Linked DNA regions of Homo sapiens: regions 2, 3 and 4 are each linked to region 1. The links are chromatin contacts, found by Hi-C or POLR2A ChIA-PET in ENCODE. All regions are on one chromosome and are shown on one strand. The core of a region is the stretch at or near the end of the contact, and the rest is flanking DNA. Distances in the headings are between cores, read along the strand shown. Region 1 overlaps ZNF664-RFLNA (ZNF664-RFLNA readthrough). Region 2 holds the start of SCARB1 (scavenger receptor class B member 1). Region 3 has its middle 110 kb from the start of NCOR2. Region 4 overlaps NCOR2 (nuclear receptor corepressor 2).

The links. A loop is a pair of places that touch in the nucleus more often than their neighbours do. ChIA-PET counts read pairs that join two places held with the same protein, here RNA polymerase II (POLR2A). Pooled maps may share reads with other maps.
Region 2: a loop to region 1 is called in a pooled map of left cardiac atrium, with 2.1 times the contacts of the local background. The contact joins the promoter of SCARB1 here to the enhancer-like site in region 1. A Hi-C loop is called at or near these places in 1 of 168 maps with a recorded cell type or tissue (tibial artery) and 4 of 50 pooled maps. POLR2A ChIA-PET finds 5 or more read pairs at or near these places in 2 of 52 experiments (AG04449 and AG04450).
Region 3: a pooled map shows a loop between it and region 1 (3-fold over the local background). The contact joins two enhancer-like sites. A Hi-C loop is called at or near these places in 1 of 168 maps with a recorded cell type or tissue (MCF 10A), 1 of 37 single-sample maps with no recorded cell type and 2 of 50 pooled maps. POLR2A ChIA-PET finds 5 or more read pairs at or near these places in 1 of 52 experiments (CD4-positive, alpha-beta memory T cell).
Region 4: a map of breast epithelium shows a loop between it and region 1 (5-fold over the local background). The contact joins two enhancer-like sites. A Hi-C loop is called at or near these places in 4 of 168 maps with a recorded cell type or tissue (HCT116, breast epithelium, naive thymus-derived CD4-positive, alpha-beta T cell and 1 more) and 7 of 50 pooled maps.

Annotation. Positions count from the first base shown.
Region 1 is chr12:124,027,572-124,032,876 of GRCh38, forward strand. All of the region lies in intron 2 of ZNF664-RFLNA (ZNF664-RFLNA readthrough), which reads left to right. Among named protein-coding and RNA genes, the nearest start is that of ZNF664-RFLNA, 57 kb to the left of the region's middle. Within about 2 kb of position 3,085, at least 4 of the 41 ENCODE cell types and tissues checked have a DNase peak (open chromatin) inside an H3K27ac peak, as active enhancers do; they include tibial artery, where a contact is called at or near this core.
Region 2 is chr12:124,859,809-124,865,113 of GRCh38, forward strand. SCARB1 (scavenger receptor class B member 1) reads right to left here and starts at 4,056. Exons shown (of 13, transcript NM_005505.5): 1 at 3,787-4,056. The coding sequence starts at 3,912. LOC105370050 (a long non-coding RNA gene) reads left to right here and starts at 4,254. Exons shown (of 3, transcript XR_945488.3): 1 at 4,254-5,305. RefSeq lists enhancers at 1,884-2,410, 4,504-4,703 and silencers at 2,234-2,363, 3,594-4,273.
Region 3 is chr12:124,679,074-124,684,378 of GRCh38, forward strand. No RefSeq gene overlaps it. Among named protein-coding and RNA genes, the nearest start is that of NCOR2, 110 kb to the left of the region's middle. RefSeq lists enhancers at 2,279-2,348, 2,539-2,608. Within about 2 kb of position 2,783, at least 22 of the 41 ENCODE cell types and tissues checked have a DNase peak (open chromatin) inside an H3K27ac peak, as active enhancers do.
Region 4 is chr12:124,546,279-124,551,583 of GRCh38, forward strand. All of the region lies in intron 1 of NCOR2 (nuclear receptor corepressor 2), which reads right to left. Among named protein-coding and RNA genes, the nearest start is that of NCOR2, 19 kb to the right of the region's middle. RefSeq lists enhancers at 2,782-3,021, 4,983-5,305 and a silencer at 4,905-5,199. Within about 2 kb of position 3,040, at least 22 of the 41 ENCODE cell types and tissues checked have a DNase peak (open chromatin) inside an H3K27ac peak, as active enhancers do.

The DNA of each region.
Region 1 (5,305 bases), core at 1,835-4,334:
TCCATCTCTTACCTCCATCCACCTGTCTCTGTCACTCTGTTTTTGTATTGTCTCTGTTCATCTGTCTCTCTGTCTCTGCCTCTTTTTATCTCCCTCTCTCTCCCTGTCTGTCTGTGTCCCTGTCTCTTTGTCTTTCTCTGTCTTTGTGTCTGTCTCTTTCTCTCTCTCCACAAGGGCCTGGTCATGGAGGATGGCAGTGGCTGGGGTCTGAGGGAGAAGACGACAAGGACATCACATAGTCATAAGTCTTCCCCTGTCACAGATCCATTAGAGATAGAAGTGCCAAGAAGACGCGGTCCTCGGGGAGGCTGGCATTGACATGGCCAAAGTGACACTGCTCCACCAGAGGCAGCCAAGCCACACGGTGTGGGAGAGCCAGGGACTCCAGGGGAGCCGGGCAGACTTGGGGGTGGCAACTGGGAGCAGCAGCTGAGCCCGAGGGCGTGGCAGCACCCAAGGTGCTGCAGGGTTGGATGCAGAGTGTGGTGAGCCCAGACTCAAAGTCCCTCCACCACATCTAGCTGTGTGACCTTGAGCAAGTGTCTTTACCTCTCTGAGCCTCAGTTTCCTCATCTGTAAAGTATTGTACTGACGAATGACAGTATTTATCTCCGGATGGCTGCGAGGCTGAAGTGAGCTTAAGCAAGTGAAGTCCTCAGCTGGTGTCTGGCACAGAGCAAGGGCTCAGTAGATCTTAGCTGTTATTATTACTATCCCCAGGAAGTGGCAGTGGTCCCAAGTGTTGTGATCTTGCAGAAAGGCTGGCACTGCCCGTCAGAGCTGGCTGTCCCAGTGAAGGTGACAACAGCTGAGCCTGCATCTGGCAGAGGGAGCAGGGTCTGGCAGACCTGGCTGTAGCTGGAAGCGTGGTGGCAGCAGTGGGTTGGCAGCGGTGTGGTGGTCATTTGCCGGCAGGCGAAGCGCTGAGGTCCCAGAGTGCTGCCCAAGAGCCCCGTGTTTGAAGGCACTGGGAGGTGGTCCCTGGTGACTCCAGACCTGCTCAGGTAGATTTTGCAGGGAGCCAGGGCCAAGCAAAAGCAGGAGGGGGAAAAAGCATCTTTTAGTTCCCTTTCTCTGAAAGCAAACAGTCACAAGCTACAAGCCTGGGGCTTGTGAGGATCGCCAACTCTTCTGCGCACCGGTGAGTTCTTGACAATCAGATGAACAGAGGGAAAGAGGCGTGCCCTTGCTAGCCAACTTCCTGGAGCCCTCTCAGCTGGCATCTTGGTGCTTGTACACATTTGAGAGCATCAGCATTTCTTTACAAATGACCCCATCAGCTCGCCAGTCACCTTGCTTTGCTGGAAGTTTGCCTTGGGATTTGGGAGAATTTAGTTGAAACCAGTAACACCCAGCGTGGCCAAATTCCATATGCTCCTTCTGCGTCTGTGTAACAATTTCCTTTCTTTTTTTGAGATGATTCTCACTCTGTTACCCAGGCTGGAGTGCAGTAGCATGATCTCGGCTCACTGCAGCCTCTGCCTCCTCAGTTCAAGTCATTCTCCTGCCTCAGCCTCCCCCAAGCAGCTGGGACCACAGGCGTGTGCCACTACACCCAGCTAATTTTTGTATTATTAGTAGAGACAGGGTTTCACGATATTCAGGCTGGTCTCAAACCCCTGGCCTCAAGTGATCCATCTGCCTCAGCCTCCCAAAGTTCTGGGATTACATGCGTGAGCCACCACACTCAGCCTCTATGTAACAGTTTCTTTGAAATTTGTCGGAAGCAGGTTACCAGGGAGAAATAATATTTTTAATTATTCTTTCATTTATTTATTGTTTGTACATTTTCTGTGTGTGCATTCATCTGCAGGTTGTATCTTGGAATAGACCCCGCAGAGACGTGCAAGTAATGACTTCACATTAACGTGTCACTGGCCTGCCCTTGATGTGTTGGGGGGCCGGGCAAGAGTACAAATGGAGACCCACCTTTAAAAGTCATAAATCAAGGCAGGCATGGTGGCTCATGCCTGCCATCTCAGCATTTTGGGAGGCCAAGGCAGGAAGATCGCTTGAGGCCAGGAGTTGGAGACCAGACTGGGGAACATAGTGAGACCCCATCTCTACAAAATTAAAAATTAGCCGAGCATGGTGGCACACACCTGTAGTCCCAGCTACTTGGGAGGCTGAGGCAGGAGGATCTCTTGAGCCCAGGGGTTCAAGGCTGCAGTGAGCTATGATTGCGCCACCACACTCTAGCCTAGGTGACAGAGTGAGACCCTGTCTCTTTTTTTTAAAAAAAGTTATAAATCAAGTTAGCAAAGCAAATCAAGTTAACAAAGCGGTTCTGACAATGAACTCTTCAGAACCACCTGGAAGGCCAAGCTTTGGCCTTTGGGATGCGGGGACTCCTGAGCTCCCCCTGGGTTGTGGTGGGCAGTAGGGGCTGGCATGTGTCCCACCTGCCTGTGTCCCTTTTTGCTCCACATCCCTTCCTGCCCCACCCGAGTCCTCCTGGAGTCCACACGTGTGGACACCCAGCCCATGATTCGAGCTCTGGCCATCCCTCCACACCACCCCATAGCTGCCCCCTTGCAGGCCCATGGGCAGGGCCGTGGGTACCAGCAGCCTGCTCTTCGGAGGCTGCATCTGAAGAACGGGTTTGTGCAGGCTCTGAAGGAACGCCTGCGCTGTTTCAGAAGGAACCTCCAGTGCCAGGAAATTTGGAGCCTGATACAGAAGCAACATTCCGGTTTGGCACATTCCCTTGACCCTGGAGAGGCTGTGAGTGGGGCCCTCTAAAGCACGGGGCCCAGGACAGAGACCCCTCTCATCCAGGTTCAAGGGAGCGCAGACTGACCGTCCACCTCCACAGATTTAGTTAGCAAAGGTATCAAACTAGACAAGCCCCGGGGAAATTTCTGTCCCTCGTGAGTAAGTAAAAATGATATGTATCAAACAGTAATTTTGAGGAAAGGAAAAAAAAGACAGCAAAACTCATACGATCTCATCTCAGGTTACAGAATCTTAGGCGTTAACTAGCTGATCTCATGTCACAAAAAGTCCGGGTAGGAGAGTCAGCATTTTGGGGTCTTCATCCAATTCCCCAGTGCCCTGGCTTCACACTGGCCAGCTCATTTGACCTCCCCGAGGCAGAGCGACAGGAAAGCACGTGACTCATCTCCTTCTAGCGTGTGTCTGTCCCAACAAAGTCCTAATCAAGATCCCCGAGAGATCCTCGGGCTGCAAGATGCCTGGGAAATATCAATTGTTGTCAGCCTCACAGGCTCCATGCAGGGAATTCCTGCAGGCTCAGAGGCCTTTGTCATCAGGGAGCTTGCAGTCAAACGACTTGTGGTTTTCTTCAGCACTTCGGTATCGGCCAGGATCTCTTTTCTTTTTCTGACACTCTCAGACAAAATGCACAGAACAGTTTACAAGCCCCTCCAAGTTCTCTAGTCCCTCTTGATAATTGCCTCTGAATATTGACACAGTTTTAATATACAAATTTAATACGCAGAGGGATGGTAGATGCGATGACTTGGATAATCCCCATGAGCAGGGAATAATAAAATAGACACGTGGCTTTGGAATTAATTATACTTTATTTGGCTTCATGATTTAGTTTTGAATTATATAATTGACTTTATATTAAGTAAATTTAAGTTACATAGGTGGTTGAGAAAGAACCAATAATCAAATGGAAAAAAGCCAACCTGGGGTTCATTTTTGTTTTCCTTCGTGCGGAATAGAAGTTGCTGATTCACTCGTGGGTGGTTGAGTGTTATTCATATACTCAAGAGCTTATGTTCTTTGTATCATTTGTTTGGGGTATTTTTTTTAAGTTCCGGGGTACATGTGCAGGATGTGCAGGTTTGTTACATAGGTAAATGTGTGCCATGGTGATTAGCCACACCTATCAACCTGTCTCCTAGGTATTAAGCACAGCATGCATTAGCTATTCTTCCTGATGCTCTCCCTGCCCTGTCCCCACCAATAGGCCCCAGTGTGTGTTGTTCCCCTCCCTGTGTCCGTATGTTCTCATTGCTCAGCTCCCACTTATAAGTGAGAAGGTGCAGTGTTTGGTTTTCTGTTCCTGTGTTAGTTTGCTGAGGACAATGGTTTCTAGCTCCATCCATGTCCCTGCAAAGGACATGAACTTGTTCCATTTTATGGCTGCATAGTATTCCATGGTGTATATATGTACCACGTTTTCTTTATCCAGTCTATCTTTGAGGGACCTTTGGGTAGATTCCATGTCTTTGCTATTGTGGTTTTTTTTTTTTTTTTTGAGACGGAGTCTCACTCTGTTGCCCAGGCTGGAGTGCAGTGGCGCGATCTCGGCTCACTGCAAGCTCCGCCTCCCGGGTTCAAGCAGTTCTGCCTCAGCCTCCCGAGTAGCTGGGACTACAGGCACCCGCCACCATGCCTGGCTAATTTTTTGTATTTTTAATAGAGACAGGGTTTCACCGTGTTAGCCAGGATTGCCTCGATCTCCTGACCTCGTGATCCGCCGCCTCGTCCTCCCAAAGTGCTGGGATTACAGGCGTGAGCCACTGCACCCGGCCTATTGTGGGTATTTTTAAAGAACACAACATAGTGAAAGGTGTTTGTTTTTCTTTTACAAAACAAAACAAGTCTAAGATTGAAGGATTTGCTCTGTTGTTCCCATGTTCCTGGGACTAGAGTTGCTATTGCCTTTATTAGCGTTGGTCTATTTTAAAACAACAAAAAACCAAACCAAACCCTGGAGGTATATTTGATTAGCATGGAAGAGTTAAATGCCAGAGTTATCGTACAAAGAGAAATAAGAGACGCTGAGCATTATAAAGACCTGACAAGTCTATGCTGCGTGAACAGAGGCTGAAAATTAAGCCCTGGGTGACTTCAAGTACAGCTTTGGGAAACGATGCAGGGAGCTGTCTGGGAATGAAGGGATGTATGTGCCCCCTCTAGTGGTCAAAAGAGGTGGGGTTGGGAGCTACGCTTTGGATTCTTTACCCCCCAGCCACATACAACTTTCTAAACTTTTTTCCTTAACTTTTTTTCTTTAAAGGAGGACAAAAACTGCCACCCTCCACTTTGTTCTCTGAATTGCTTTTAAAAGACAGTTTTTAAATTTGTCCATAAAACATTTTTCTGACTCACCACAATGCTGTAAAAGCAACCACTCCAGGAGTCACAGAACCCCGTGGTCTCCAGTTTCAACCCCTTCTCTCTTTATGCCTTTGTAAAAATTTGTATTTAGTTCATTTTTTTAGGGACAGGGTCTTGCTCTGTTGTCCAGGCTGTGGTGCAGTGGTGCGATCATAGCTCACTGTAACTTCGAACTCCAGGGCTCAAGTGATCGTCCTGCCTCAGCCTC
Region 2 (5,305 bases), core at 2,806-5,305, 830 kb after region 1:
AAATAAAAATAAAAATGGAAAGAAAATATAGAATATTGTTTGGTGGGTTTTTTTTAAACATAAATAGCACCAGAGCTTTTTTCAATTAGTAATGTGTTTTTATGGCCTACCCATGCTGAGACATATTTCTAAGTTCCTTCATTTTTTTTTTTTTTTTTTTGAGATGGAGTCTCACTCTATTACGCAGGCTGGAGGGCAGTGGCGTGATCTCAGTTCACTGCAACCTCAGCCTTCCAGGTTCAAGCTATTCTCCTGCTTCAGCGTCCCGAATAGCTGGGATTACAGGCGTGCACCACCATGTCCAGCTAGTTTTTGTATTTTTTAGTAGAGACAGGGTTTAGCCATGTTGGCCAGGCTGGTCTCAAACTCCTGACCTCAGGTGATCCGGTGAATAATGAAGACATGGTTCAGATCCCTGGGGGCACACATCCAAGTTCTGTGAAAAGGACATAGACATGAAATGTGGACAAGAAGCCATTCTTAAGAAATTCAGTCTAAAGAAGCAGGCCAAAGGGAAAAAGATGTCAACTAGTGTGACAATATCCACATCTTCACCCCAGCTCATCATTGAAGACAGCAGCCTCGGAAGATGAGCATCCCTTTTTTGCAGCCCAGCTGCAGTGAGGGGCCTCTCCCCCATGTCCACCAGCTGGGCCTTCCTTGGAGGACCAGAGACACACGGGAACTTGGCTACCAAAAAATGGTAATGATAAATCAGTAATTACCAGTGATGGCAGAGATAGGGGAAGTAGCACAGTCCCATACCTTGTGGGTGGATGCAGCAACAGAGCTGTGCAGAAGGGCAATTTGGCCGTAATCATCAAAACTCAAACTGAGCACACCTGCTCCCAAGGCCCCACTTCTAGAAATCCACCCTATGGAAATGTTCATGAACCACACGAAGAGGGATGTGTCGGGATATCGCTGTCATTTGTGACAGAGAAAATGATCAGTCAATGGAGAAACAGGTAAACAAGTCTATAACCATTCAAAGGAATACCAGCAGTGATGAAGGAAAACGCGGGGTAGACTTATTGCTGAGACATGGAAAATTTTTCAGCTGGTATCTTTGAATTGAAAAACAAATTGCAAGATAATTATACATGTTCAAGTTCACCTACACTTAGTTCAAGTTATGTAAAATATATATTAATATGTATACATACAGGCTCCTGGTACACAGAAAAGGGTCTAGAAAGATCCACATCAATGATGGTGATAATAGCTCAGGAGGGGAATAAAATGGGGGAAACTTTCTCTCTTTTCCTCCATTTGAACTTTTTTTTACGAGCAAGTATTCATATATTTTATATAAAGTCGTCCCTCAATGTCAGAGGGGAATTGGTTTCAGGACCCCCATAGATACCAAGATCTGCAGATGCTCAAGTCCCCGACATAAAATGCTGTGGTATTTGCATATCACCTATGCGCATCCTCCCGTATTCTTTAAATCATCTCTAGGTTACTTATAATACCTAATACGATGTAAATGCTATGTCAATAGTTGTTATACAGTATTGTTTTTATGTCTTTTTTTAGTTGTATTGTTATTTTGGGGGGATTTTTTCTGAAAACTTTTCATCTGCAGTTGATTGAATCCACGGATGCAGAACCTGCAGACACAGAGGGCCAACTGTAGGGACTTCTGTTGTTAACCAAAAAGCACATTAAAAAAAAAAAATAAAAGCACAAGGCCTCCCATTCAAGTTGCACACAGACTCATGTAGCCAAAGAAAACACCAGCGGGCAGTCCCTGCTTATGCGTGTGTCTCACCCGCCTGGTCCCCTGAACACAGGCTCTCTTCTTCCATGCTAAGGCACTTGGCCGCTGCTCCAGCCTGGGCGGTTCCAGAAGTGGCCGTCTTGGGCTGGGCGTGTCTTCCTGCCTTCACACCACTCGGCCCCAAACCAATCGCCTTTGGGATATCCACAGAAGGATGCTGGGAGGCTCCTGTTCAACTTTAAGCCAGATGCTCCTAGCTCCAGGACAATTGAGGACAATGTGGTTTTCCTCTTTAGAAGCCCAGGAGAGGAGTGGGGAAATTTGGTGGTGCATGCATGTGTGGTGCACACACACACACACACATCCTACTGACATACTTAACCTGATGACATCCTGAGAAAGAAAACACCTTGAAATAAGCCCCCGAATAACTGAGTTGGCAAGACTCTTTACCTGGCATAAGTCCCCACACTCCCATAGCAAGAGACCAGGTGCTCACTCACAGCACAGGGTCACATGCTTGAACTGCCTGAGTGATAGCCCCTCTAGGGACCCTGCATACACACAGTGGGGTCCTGGCACTGCAGCAGCCACAAGGCTGTCACTGACACACACGTTTCAGTATGAGTAGGCCACAGAAAAATAAAGCTCCCTCAGTGTAACAGAGAAAGCCTCTGAGCTGTCATGGGGGAGAAGAGGCCATTCTGCTGATTTTCCTGCCATCCCCAGAGACAGTGTCACCATCCACCGGGACCTCTTTGCAGTCAGATTACAGGCTTTGGCGGGACAAGATTTGAAAAATCAAAAATAGACACAACGTGGCTAAGATGCCCTAGACAACTGCTCACCCAGAGACCTTGAGAGAGACCATATGTTGCTCCATCTTTAAGGCCAGCTAGCTGGGTCCCAAGAAGTGTGGCAGCCAGATCTAAGCAGATCCTTCATTCATTCACTCATTCATTCGCTCTGTGAATGAGGGAACAGACATGAAATGTGGACAAGGAACCATTCTTAAGAAACCCAGTCCAAAGAGGCAGGCCAAGGGGAAAAGACGTCCATTAGAGTGACAATGTCCACATCTTCACCCCAGCTCTGCATCTGGCTAGAACTTTGATAAGAGTGAGCCCCAGTTTCCCCTCCCCGCCACTGCATGTGTGGGTTCCCAGGGCTTCAAAACTCTAAATGGCTTTTAGTTCAAATGTGATACTCTGCAATCTCCCAGCCCTTCCCTAACTCCAGGCTCATTCAAACAGGCCACCCAGGCACCCAGGGCAGAGTCTGTCCGTCTGCAGACCAGCTGACCGCCTAATCTGTCTCCCTGGTTGAAAGGGCAATGGTATGCAAAGTTAGGATCAGAGGAAAGACCTAAGGCTGCGTGCACTCAGAGGACCTTGGGCTGCTGCCTGCCTCTGCATGAATCTGGGGAGAAAAGCGGCTTATAGTTTCCAGACTGAATCATGGAGGCAGTGAGCAGGGAGAACAGAGTCGCGCATTCTGCCTCTGGGAGAGGGTTCCTATGGGGAGATTCTGGGCAGTGGAGGATGCTCAGCTGAGCACCTACCATGTGAGCTGGGCACCCACGTGGGTCTCACAGAAGGTTCCTGTCCTCCTGGGCTCACAGGATACAAGCAAAGTGCAGCTCTAATTTTACCGGACCCTGCTACCGGCTGCTGTGAAAGCAGACGTTCACACACTCTTGGGCTCCTTCGGGCGGCACCACGGAAGCAACCTGTCCACACTCCTGATCCGTCGTGGGCGCCCAGACCCTTTAGGGCGGGTCAGGCGCCCGGGTGGTCTCCCGTCCAGGCCTCCCCAACCCTGGCCTGCGCCTCCAGCAAAGCCCCTGGGTTCCCCCCTAGCCTCAGTCTGGGGCGGTGAGGGTGGTGGGGAGGCGGGCAGCAGCCCCTCCCGAAGCGCCTGGCCTCCCTCGTGCTCTGCGGCGCCAGGCCCGGGCGCCGATTCCGCTGCGGTCGCCCACCCACCGCAACGCGCGGGTCCTCCCGGCGCCCAGCGCCCAACAGCCCGGGTCCGTGCGCGGACCCCCTGGGGTCTCCCTCACCCACCTTAAGGACCTGCTGCTTGATGAGCGACGGCACCATCACGATCATGACAGCGCCCAGCACAGCGCACAGTAGCCCCGCGACGCCCAGCGCCCCGGCAGCCCAGCGCGCTTTGGCGGAGCAGCCCATGTCTGCGCGCCTGGGGCCCACCCGCGGCTCGCAGGGCTCCGCGCCTGGCAGGAGACGGGGACGGCGACAGAGACGACACAGGCGGGGACTCCGGGCACGCAGGCCGCAGAGGCACGGTGGATCCGGGACGGCAGCGCACGCAGGAGCAGCCCGGCAGGTGGCCAGTGGTTTTATGCCCCATCGCCGGCGCCGCCGGACCGCCCCCGGGCAGCCTTGGGCTTCAGGATTCCGGCGGCAGGGGCGGGGCCTGAGCGGGCCCGGGGCGGGGTCGGGGCGGGGACGGGGCGGGGCGCTGATCGGACGGGCAGGGGGCGGGGCCATGGCCGCCAAGACAAGCCCCGCCATGCTGCCGCTGCCCCCACGGCCTCGCTTCCGTTTTGGGGCGGGAGCTGAGGAGGCCTCGTGGCCGCTGAGCCAAAACGTCTATGGGGCCTGGTGCCCCTCACCCTCTTGCTCCCTTCCCCTTTCTCCTACCCCTTCCCCCACCTATGTCTCCCCTCCTCCCAGCTCTCCCCTCTGAGCCCCTCACCCTTCCTTTTCCCTCCTCCTCCCTCTCCTCCTCTATCGGGACCATCATCATGGTTGGTCACTGTGAGTAGGACTTCGCCAGCCCACCCAGGAACCCCAGAGCCCTTACAACGGTCCACATGCCCCGCCACCACCTTCTAGACCCTCATCTCCGCAGTCCATCTCCAGCCTCACTGTCCCTGGAAGAAGCCCCGCAGGCTCCAGCCCCAGGGCCTCCATACACCCTGCACAGGCAATTCTGTTCTCCCAGGTATCCGCCTGGCCCTATCCTTCGTAACGCTGGTGCCACCATCACCCTATGACTGAGCACCCCCTGGCAGGTTCACGTTCATTTGCGTCCTTGCATTCTGACCATGTGCTCCAACTGGGATGCCAACCCGTGAGGCGGGCCCCCCCCCCCACGCGTCCTGAGCTCTAGAACGTGGCCTGGCAGGGAATGCCTGCTCACAGTAAATATTCTAGAATGAATGACTGAGGAGCCTTCTAGGTGCTGGCCCCTGTCCTGAGTGCTTTGCACACAATGGCTCCATTTTACAATAAGAAAACTGGGAGGTGGCTCACGCCTGTAATCCCAGCACTTTGGGAGGCCGAGGCGGGTGGACTTCATGGATCACCTGAGGTCGGGAGTTGGAGACCAGCCTGACCAACATGGCGAAACCCCGTCTCTACTAACAATACAAAATTAGCCAGGCGTAGTGGCGCATGCCTGTAATCTCAGCTACTCGGGAGGCTGAGGCAGGAGAATCGCTTGAACCCGGGAGGCGGAGGTTGTGGCGAGCCGAGATAGCGCCATTGCACTCCAGCCTGGGCAACAAGAGCGAAACTCCATCTCAAAAAAAAAAAAAAAGAAAAGAAAAAGAAAAAG
Region 3 (5,305 bases), core at 1,533-4,032, 650 kb after region 1:
AAAGACTGAGGCCCACAGAGGCAGCATTGCTTGCCCAGGGTCACAGGACTAGGCAAGAGCAAAGATGGGGTTCCAAGCTGGGGTTTCTGACCCAAGAGCTCCATTGCAGAGTACAGTGCAATGGCAAAGACATGACCTCAGAAGCAAGACAAGCTGTGTGACCCTGGACAAGTTACCCAGCCTCTCTGGGCTTGGGTGTCCCCTTGGGCAAAATGGGATAAGAGTACCTGCTTCCTAGGGTCCTCAGGAGGATTCCATCTGTTAATGCATCGGGCAGGCACTGGGTCTTAGCCTCACTGTCTCCTAGAAACGGGTCCTGGGATGAGGTTTGTAGACCCGCGCTTCAGGGGAGGCTGCACAGGGGAGACAGGACAGGGCAGGGAAGGAAGCCAAGCCCAGGTGTCACTCGAGCCAATATCCCAGCCTCAGCCGGATCTGGGTCTGAGGAGCACCCAGTTCGTCCTGCCCCAAGGCAAGAGCTCAGACTCACAGTGGTCACCCAGGGGCTGTCCCAGGGAATCACAGCCACCAGGCGGGTCAGGCTCCCTGGACATGGGGCCAAAGCACCGCCAGAGCCCGGGAGCAGTGCCCAGAAGCGAGGTGAAAGTGCAGGCAGTTAGGAGCAAACTGGAGAGAAGGGACACAGAAGCGTCATTGAGAGGCCCGGAGCGTGTGGGGGTGGAATCCTGACAGTACTCCTCACACTGCCCGGGTTGCAGGTTGCTATTTTAGGGTTTATTGCCTACAAACTTCAACTCCACAACAAACCCATCTGACCAGTGGAGTTGCCCTTGTTTTACATGTGGAAGGCCAGTGGTTTGGCCAAAGCGACAGGGCTTGGGGCAGGGATCCAAATGTCTAGGCTCCAGGTCAGCTTTTCACTGCCCTTGCGGCGTGGTGGCTGCGTGCAGGGCCCGGAGGAGAGGGTGCTGACTTGCACAGGAGGCCATGAGCGGCTCCAGGGCCTGGGGCACCCGGAGCAGGTTGTAGCATTCAGGATGCCTGGGGTAGCAAGTTAGAGAAAAATCCCAATTCCAACTGCTTTCATGATGAACATGGATTCTCCCCATGAGAGGAGGTCCCGGAGCAAAGGAGCTGCAGGGCTGGGTGACTCAGCAGCTCATTGGTGGCATCTGCACCAGGCGCTTCCTCCTCTCTCTTCTGCCACCCCTCAGTGTTGGGACTCCCTTCATGGCCTCAAGATGGCTGCAGCAGATCTGGTCATCACATCCCAACAAGACAGAGTGCAGTCAAAGATAAGGCAGCCATCTCTTCCCCCCTTTTTGTTTTTTGTTTGTTTGTCTGTTTTGTTTTGTTTTGTTTTGTTTTTGAGACAGAGTCTTGCTCTGTCGCCCAGGCTGGAGGGCAGTGGCTCAATCTCGGCTCACGGCAACCTCCACCTCCTCAGCCTCCCTGCCTTCTCCTGCCTCAGCCTCCTGAGTAGCTGGGATTACAGGTGTGCACCACCACGCCCAGCTAATTTTTATATTTTTAGTAGAGGGGGGGGTTTCACCATGTTGCCCAGACTGGACTCGAACTTCTGACCTCAGGCAATGCGCTCAGCTCAACCTCCCAAAGTGCTGGGATTACAGGCGTGAGCCCCCGCACCCTGCCTGGTTCTCTCTTTTTTAAAAGCAGGTAGGCTGGGCATGGTGGCTCAGACCTGTAATCCCAGCACTTTGGGAGGCCAAGAAGGATGGATCGCTTGAACCCAGAAGTTCAAGATCAATCTGGGCAACATGGCGAAACCCCTCTCTACCAAAAGCGATACAAAAATTAGCCAGGAATGGTGCCACATACCTGTAGTCCCAGCTACTGGGGAGACCCTATCTTAGAAAAAAATAAATAAATAGGTAAGAGCAGGTAAGCATTCCCTGTAAATCCCCCAGCACAGTCCCCTCCACGCCACAGTGGCTAGGGTTAGGCCACGTGAATATCTAGGAAGGGGGATGGGGTGGCCATGACGCTTAGCCCAGGGTCAGCAAACGGTGGTTCACGGGCCCCAAGCCTGTTTGTTTTTGTAAATAAAGATTGATTGGTGCCCAGCCACATCCTTTTTTTTTTTTTTTTTTTTTTTGAGATTGAGTCTCGCTCTTTTGCCAGGCTGGAGGGCAGTGGCGTGATCTTGGCTCACTGCAACCTCTGCCTCGTATGTTCAAGCGATTCTCCTGCCTCAGCGTCCTGAGTGGCTGGGATTACAGGCACAAACAACCATGCCCAGCTAATTTTTAATTTTTTTGTAGAGATGAGGATCTTGCTATGTTACCAAGGCTGGTCTTGAACTCCTGGGCTCAAGCGATCCTCCTGCCTCAGCCTCCCAAGCTGCACACCCTTTTTTTTAATATCGTCTGTGGTTGCTTTTGTGTGACAAAAGCAGAACTGAGGAGTTACCGCAGAGACGCCCAAGAAGCCTAGAAGAGTGACTCAACCCTTTACAGAGAAAGAGTTTGCTGACCCCTGGCTAGACTAACCGGGATCTACCCCTGACCCGGATTGAGTCATTTCCCCTGAGGGATGAATGAACACTATGACAGTCTGTGAGCCCCATAGAAGTGGGGGTGGGGGCTGGCCTGGCCGCTGCCAGTCGTCCTTCAAAGCTTTGCTACTCAAAGCGTAGCCCCCAGGCCAGCAGCATCCGCCGGGCATGGGAGCCAGGTCTTGGGTCCCACCCCAGACCTATGAAATCAGAACCTGCATCCTAACCAGACCCCCAGGGAACGTCACCCACTAAATGCAGCGCGTTTGCTTCTCAGGCTGTTGTAACAAGGTACCACGAAGCGGGTGGCTTAAAACCACAGGTCTGGAGGCCAGAAGCCTGCAATCCAGGTGCCAGCAGGGCCCTGCTCCCTCCAAAGCCCCTGGGGCAGGATTCTTCCCTGCCTCTTCCAGCTCCTGGTGGCTCTTGCGACCCTTGGCCTTCCTGGCTTTGCAGATCGGTCACTCCAGCCTTTCCTCTGCCTCCACGTTGTTTGTGCGTATCTCCCCTTTTCCTGTGAGGGCTTCAGTCATCTTGGACGCGAGTCCACCCTGATGACCTCATCTCAGCTTGATCACATCTGCAAAGATCCTATTTCCAAATAAAGTCACATCCACAGCTGCCAGGGGTTAGGACCCGGACATGTGTTTTCGGGAAACACAACCCCACCTGTGACCTGTGAGTAGTCCCAACACACACCACACATGGGTGAACTGCGACATACGTGCTTGTGCTTTTGGGAAGGACAGGGCTGGGGGAGGGGCAGCTCCAGCTTCCCTGCCTTCTCAGGCTCCCAGAGCTGCCCTCCTGGGAAACAGCACGCTGGAAGCTTCATGAACATAGCTGGCCTCAGGCTGGCTCAGGGAGGTCATCTCTACCCCTCATCTCCCACCAGGCCTGAGCTGCTCCTGGGCCTCCCGGGTTGAACCGTGAGTGCCCTCAGCAGGTCTGGCACTGGGTGAGGCATGTCAGGCATCCCAGGTGCCCCTCTGCACTGGCACCCTGAGAGGGCTTGCCTTCTAACATTCGGTACCCTGAGCCCAGCACTGGGGCTCAGCCCACTTCTCATCTCCAAACCCTGCTCCGGGCCTGTGCTCCCCAGCTGTGGCCAAGTGACAGGTGGGCCCAGCTCCTGCACTGGCCGCATGAACAGAAGCACCGTCTTCTCAGTGAAATTAATAAATGCCCAGCAAGTGCACCCTGAGCAAACTTCCTTGCTTTGCACATAACTGGTGCTTAAAACTCACGTGCTCGGTGTACGAGGAAGTAAATGCCGGAAATCCAGATTCCCTACAGCGACTGACAAGGCCCAGCGTGATCTAGCCCACCCTCCTTACCAACCTTGTTCCCACCGTTTTCCTCCTAAACCTCTAGTTTCCAGCTCCATGCCAAGCCCACTACGGCCCCAGGGCATTTGCACCTGCTGTGCCCTCTGCTGGAAGGCTCCTCCCCACACACAAGCCCATGGCTGGTTCTCTAACTCGATTTCGATTTCTGTACAGATGATGTTACCTCTTCAGAGGTAAGCCCCACCCCCTCACCTCCTCACTTTCTATCAAATCAAACAATTTTAACAACTGCGTAGAACTCACAACTGCCTCCAATCCTCATGTTCATTTATTTATCTACCTGCCACGTCCTGAGTGTCTAGAATGGTGCCGGGCACACAGTAGGTGCGCAGTAAAAACATGCTACTGAACTGAGAGAGTCCTCTCCTCCATCCCCATCAGGCTGAGCTCTTAGTAAACACTCAGGAGCCTCCAGGCCCCTGTATTAAAGGCCTGACAAGCCTCGCCCTGCTGCGGAATTTTACAGATGGGGCTGTTTCTTTGTGTGTCAACAGAGTGCTTAATCTCTGCTCATAATGCCAGGCAGGAAGGAGCCTGCTTTGCTGAGGAACTTCTGTCTCAAAGCCGCCAGGTAACATGAGTGGGGCCTCTGGGGTCGGGAGCAGCATGTCTCCCCATCCTGGCCTTGATAAATGTCCAGGGGCCCTTCCAGCCTCCGCCAGGCAGCTGCCTCTGACCACAGCCTCCTCCGCAGAGCTGAGCTACCCACGTGTGCTCACTTCTAAACTGCAAGCCGGCCCCTGAGGGGGTGTGTGAGGAGTCAGGGTCTTAAAAACTTCCTGCATATTTTCCCTTCAGAAATAGCATCCTTAACTTTCTTTTTTTTTTCCTTATTAAAAATGTACTCATGTAATCCACATGCACTGGCTGTGAGAAATTCCAAAATGTCTTTTGGAGAGAGATCCTTGCCCCCTGAGGCTGTCCCCATTGCACAGATGATAAGCACAGTCAACGAGGCTGGGCGCCCGTACTTCCCAAACTTTGTGGGGCCCACAGCAACCCTCTGAGGCTTTTACTTTTATCATCCCCATTCCACAGACAGGGAAACTGAGACTCGGAGAGGGACAGGGCCAGCAGCCAGCACATGTTGGAGGGAGGTCAATCCACTGTGGCTTTGAGCAGAGTGGTCGCAGGACTACTATGCCATATCCCACCTCTTTGTAGAAGAGTTCTTGATTTCATTTTTAAATTTTTGTGTTGTTGTTTCTATTTTGTACCATTTTCTGTGTATCGTTCTGTGACTTGCTTTTTTCATTTAACATGTCTGAGACATCAATTCATGCTGGACACACATAAGTCACCTCATTTTTTTTTTTTTTGAGATGGAGTCTTGCTCTGTCACCTAGGCTGGAGTGCAATGACAGGATCTCAGCTCACTGCAACCTCTGTCTCCCAGGTTCAAGTGATTCTCCTGCCTCAGCCTCCTGAGTAGCTGGGACTACAGGCACACGCCACCATGCCTGGCTAATTTTTGTATTTT
Region 4 (5,305 bases), core at 1,790-4,289, 520 kb after region 1:
GCATACAGTAAGGGCTTAATAAATATGTACAGCAGTTCCTGCTTAGCCACGGCAGCTTTCCACAGTTTCAGTATGGTGGTCTGAAAACAAACGGAAAATTCCACAAATAAACAATTCGTAAGTTTTTGGGTTTTGGGTTTTTGTTTTGTTTTGTTTTTCTCACTCTGTTATACAGGCTGGAGTGCAGTGGTGTGACCTCAGCTCACTGCAGCCTCCGCCTCCACCTCCTGGGTTCAAGTGATTATCCTGCCTCAGCCTCCTGAGTATCTGGGATTACAGGCGTCTGCCATCACGCTCAGCTAATTTTTGTATTTTTAGTATAGTCAGGGTTTCACCATGTTGGCCAGGCTGGTCTCAAACTCCTGGCCTCGAGATCCACCCACCTTGGCCTTTCAAAGTGCTGGGGTTACAGGCATGAGCCACCGCGCCCAGCCAATTCCTAAGTTTTAAATTGCACGCTGTTCTAAGTAGCATGATGAGATCTTGCACCGTCGCGTCCTGTCCAGCCCAGGACATGACCCCTCCCTCTGCCCGGGAGGACCCACTCTGCAGACGGTCCTGCCTGTGAGTGTCCATCCCGGGAATCAGATCAACTGTGATGGTAGAGCAGTGCCTGTATTCAAGTAGCCCTTATCTGACTGAACAATGGCCCCAAAGCACAAGAGTAGTGATGCTAGCATACCGTTAACATTGTCTTTTTATAATATTTTATTTATTTTTATTTTTTTTGAGATGGAGTCTCGCTCTGTCGCCCAGGCTGGAGTGCAATGGTGCAATCTCGGCTCACTGCAACCTCGACCTCCCAAGTTCAAGTGATTCTCCTGCCTCACCCTCCTGAGTAACTGGGATTACAGGCACTCGCCACCACGACTGGCTACATTTTGTTGTATTTTTAGTAGAGACGGGGTTTCACCATGTTGGCCAGGCTGGTCTCGAACTCCTGGCCTCAAGAGATCCACCCACCTTGGCTTCCCGAAGTGCTGGGGTTACAGGCATGAGCCACCACACCTGGCCTGTCCTATTTTATTATTAGTTATGGTTGTTAATCTCTCACTGTGCCTAATTTGTAAAGAAAACCTTGTCATAGGTCTGTATGTGTAGGAAAAGATGGAGTGTATATAGGGTTCCATACTGTCTGCAGCTTCAGGCATCCACTGGGGGTCTTAGAATATATCCCCCAAGATTAAGGGGGGACTACTCCATTTTTTTAGTTCCCACATTTTTCAAATGGAGAAGAAATTCACATTACATAAAATTAACCACTATAAAGTAGGCAGCTCTGACATTTAGGACATTCCCAGTGCTGTGCGACCATCACCTCTATCTAATTCCAAAACATTTTCATCACTCTAAAAGGAGACCCCATCAACATGGAGTAGGTTCTCCCCAGGTCCCCTCCTTCCAGCCTCTGGCAACCACCAATCTGCTTTCTGTCTCCATGGGTTTGCCTGTTCTGGGCATTTCATGAAAGTGGAATCGTACACTATGTGGCCTTGTGTGTCTGGCTTCTTTCACTCAGCATCATGGTTTCAAGGTTCACCCGCAGTGTAGCATGCATCCGTACTTCATTCCTTTTCATGGCTGAATAATATTCCATTGTATGGAGAGACCAATCATATATTTTTATATGAGAAAAGTGTGTTATAAAGAATACATATTCATATATATAACAACATATATATAAATACACATACAGAATGAGATATAATTCTAAAACTTGTAAGGTTATAAAATAACCATAAGAACTATGATGATGTGGAATCTGGTGAAGGAGCCAGCTGGTGGGAGAGAGGGGCCTGGGGTGCCCCAGGCCGGGCAGGTCCCCTCCTATGGGACCTCTCCTCCACTCTAACTCTCCTCCACATCACATCAGGCCTCCTAAACGTGCACTGAGCTGGGACCTGAATGGCAGCAAGGAGCCAGCTGTGTCAATATGCAGGGAACAGCATTCCAGGTGGGGGGAACAACAAACGCGAAGGCCCAGAGGCAGATGCGGTCGGTGAGGGCTGAGGAGCTCCCGGGTGGCCTCTGAATTTATTCTCAGAGCAGTGGGAAGAGAATGGAGAGTGTGGGGCCAGAGTCTCATGGACCTTCTGATGGGATCCCTCTGGCTGCAACTCAGAGACCAGACAGGTGTGACCAGAGTGGACTGGGGACCCCGAAGAGGCTACTGCAGTCGTCCAAGCCAGACGGCGACAGAGTGGGGGTCCATCATGGTGCCTGGTCTGCCATTCTTTTCTTTTTGTCATTATTATTGATATGAAAACAGAGGGTCTCGATGGCAATGCTGTTCCCCCCCAAACATAGTTACTGTTTATTATTATTCCATCTCACAATAACAGCATATTATCTTTACTGTTCCTGTTATTTTTTTCTGTGCTGTTAGGGCGGGGCGGGGGATCTCCATGGCAGGGTCCCCACCCCAGGGATGTTTTTGGCTGCCCCATGACTGGCTCATGGCCTTTGGGACAGTCCTACTCCATAAAAGTCACCCTCCCTACACAGTTTTCAAATGACCTGGCCATTCAAAAAAACCTGCCAGAACCAGTCCAAATACTAGCTGTTTCTTAAATGTCACTCTCCTCTCCCCCCAGCACTGCAGGGCTCTGATCTGCTTTCTCGCGAATCCACGCTTACTCATTCTGAGTGGGAGCCAGCCACTCCTCCCTCTCGTTTCCCCGCTTCCCCTTACCCGACGGTTGGGGCACCGCACAGATTTTTGCTGTTGTTGTTAATTCTGTGTCGAGTCTAGTCTGTATTAAGGAGGAATTTCATTGCCCAGGAGTAGAGGGGATTTCCCAAGTCTATGGGGTAAATATTGTCAGGGTGGTTGGGATGCAGTGTGGCGCTGAGCCAGGGAGCTAACCTCTCTGAGCCTTCGCTGCTTGCCTGGCAATGATGATGGTTGCTGGGTCACGAGATCACCGAGAGGATCAGATGAATTCACGTGGCATGTGCCGCACTGAGACAGGCAGGCACGCAGCTGAGGGGCTGGCGGTGGGAGGGGCAGGGCCGCGGCTGGAGGATAAAATCCCACACTCCCCGCTTGGCCGGGTGGCCCACTGCCCGTCTGGCTTTCGAGGAGATAAGCCGCCTGCTCAGGTTCACGTTCGGGATCAAATGAACCCACTTAATCCCCCTAGGGATCTCTGCTGAGCTGGCTCCTTGGGGGCCTGGGGAGGAAGGCAACTGAGCCCCCTGCAGTAGAAACCCCCACCCGCGAGGCCAGGCACAGAGAAGGTACCAAGGGCTTCTGCCCCAGCGCCGGGGCACAGCGGGCTGAGGGAGCCCCAGGACAGAAGCGGTCACACATCATGGGCTCATCATCACAGCCACAGTGACTCCTGACTCCCCACTGCAACCCAGGAGGTAAATGCTATTACGAACACCCTTCTCCAGATGGGGAAACCGAGGCCCAGAAAGAAAACAGCCCGCCTGAAGGTGACAGAGCGCCTCGCCGTATCACCAGCAACCCCTCAAGATAACCTTATCACGTTTCACGGAGGGAGAGAGGGCGGCAGGAACGGGGCCTTGAGTCACCACCCTATCCCACTGGGAAGGCAGGGGTGGATGGGCAGAGTGTCACGCCTGCCTAGGGGAAGTACACGCTAGGTACTTATGGCAAGTATGTGAATGAACAAAATCTACATGCTGGGCGCAAGCTCCGAGGAAAACTCCTTCGCAGGACCTTTCTCCCCTCCTGAGGTCCCTCTCTAAGATCCTGTATCGCAGGGGTCTGGCGGGAGTGACTGTGACCCCCAGAGGACCGCAGGCAATGTCTGGAGGCATTTCTGGCGGCAGCAAAGGGGGCTGAGGTGCTACTGGGGTCTGGTGGATGGAAGCAGGGGTGTTGCCCAGAGCAGCCCCTGCAACAGAGAGTGACCCAACCCCCAAAACCCGAACAGTGCCCAGGCTGAGAACCCTGCCGTTCTTACCAAATGCATGAGAGTGTCAGTTGGGCACCCACTGTGTGCAGGGCCTCCCTGCAGGACACATTCAAGAAGACGAGGTCACAGGGCTCAGAGAGGCAAGGCTTCCTGCCCCACCTAATGGAAGGAAGGCAGAGGCGGGACCTGAACCCAGGTCCCACTGACTCACAGCCCCACCCCAGCTGCCAAATACCTGCCCCATCCTTCAGGAGTCTAACCTACTGGGTCTAGAGTGGGGGCTCCACAATCTGTATATCTCATAGCTCCTTCCCCCAGCAGCCACTGGCAGGGGGAGGATGGTGAACGGGGGGGAGGACAGCTCTGTTCCTTTTCATCAGAAACTACATTGGCCAGGAGGCTGGCAGTCTCTCTCTGGGGGGTAGGAACGTGGTTGTATTTTTTATGTGCAAGCTTTTCCTTCCTGATTTTCCAGCTTATAGAGAACACATTTGTTCTGCTTCCAAAAACCAAAAACAGTCTTTTATGTAAAGCAGCTGCCAAACCACATGCCCAGCCTGGCCCTGGGTGGCTCCACTAGGACCTGGCAGGGGGGCCCACACCTCAATGGAGAGAGGGCTGACCCAGCAAAGCCCCCGTGGAGCACCCCTGGCATCACCAGGAGAAGCCCAGAGCTGGCAAATCCACTGGCCACGGCACCCAGGCACCCAGAGGTGCTCTCTAGAAAGTCCCCGGCAGCCCCTTCCCATGGCAAGCACCAAGTAGCTTTCTCCAGGAAACACACCAAGCTCACGTCACATCCCCATGACAAAATACTACAAGAAGTTAAAATTAGCCAACTGGATCAAAGCTGGTTTGCACCAGCACATGGTGAAAACCTGTAATCATACAGATAAAAATAATGATAGCTAATGCCACGGTTCTGGATGCTGTGTCTATTACCCTTCTAATTCTCAAAACAACCCTAGAAGGTGAGGACTGCTTAGGTCCTCATTTTACATATTAGGAAACTGAGGCAGAGTCATGTGATAAGGTGCATGAGAACAAAGTGTCTGGAACCACTCAGGTCTGCCGCTTGTCTAGCCGAGAAAACGACTGCACTGAATTATATACAAAGCTGTCAATACTCGACCACTTTTGACCTACAAAACTAGCAGTCATACGGCTCCCCCAGTAGCAAACAGGAGAGCAGCGCGCACAGATCCACGTGTCCACAGACAAGGCAGGTTCCCAGGCCGTGCAGCGATACACAGAGGCTCGTGGAAAAGCCCAGGCCCCAGTGAGAGGCGGTGGCCTCCAGGAAGGGGGCTCCCGTGACTTGAAAGTCACCTGTCATTTTTTTCTCTTTTAACAAAAGCCACCTTAGCTTACAGCCCCGAGTCTGGTGTCCTGGGCTAAGGCTCGGCCGGCCTGGTCTC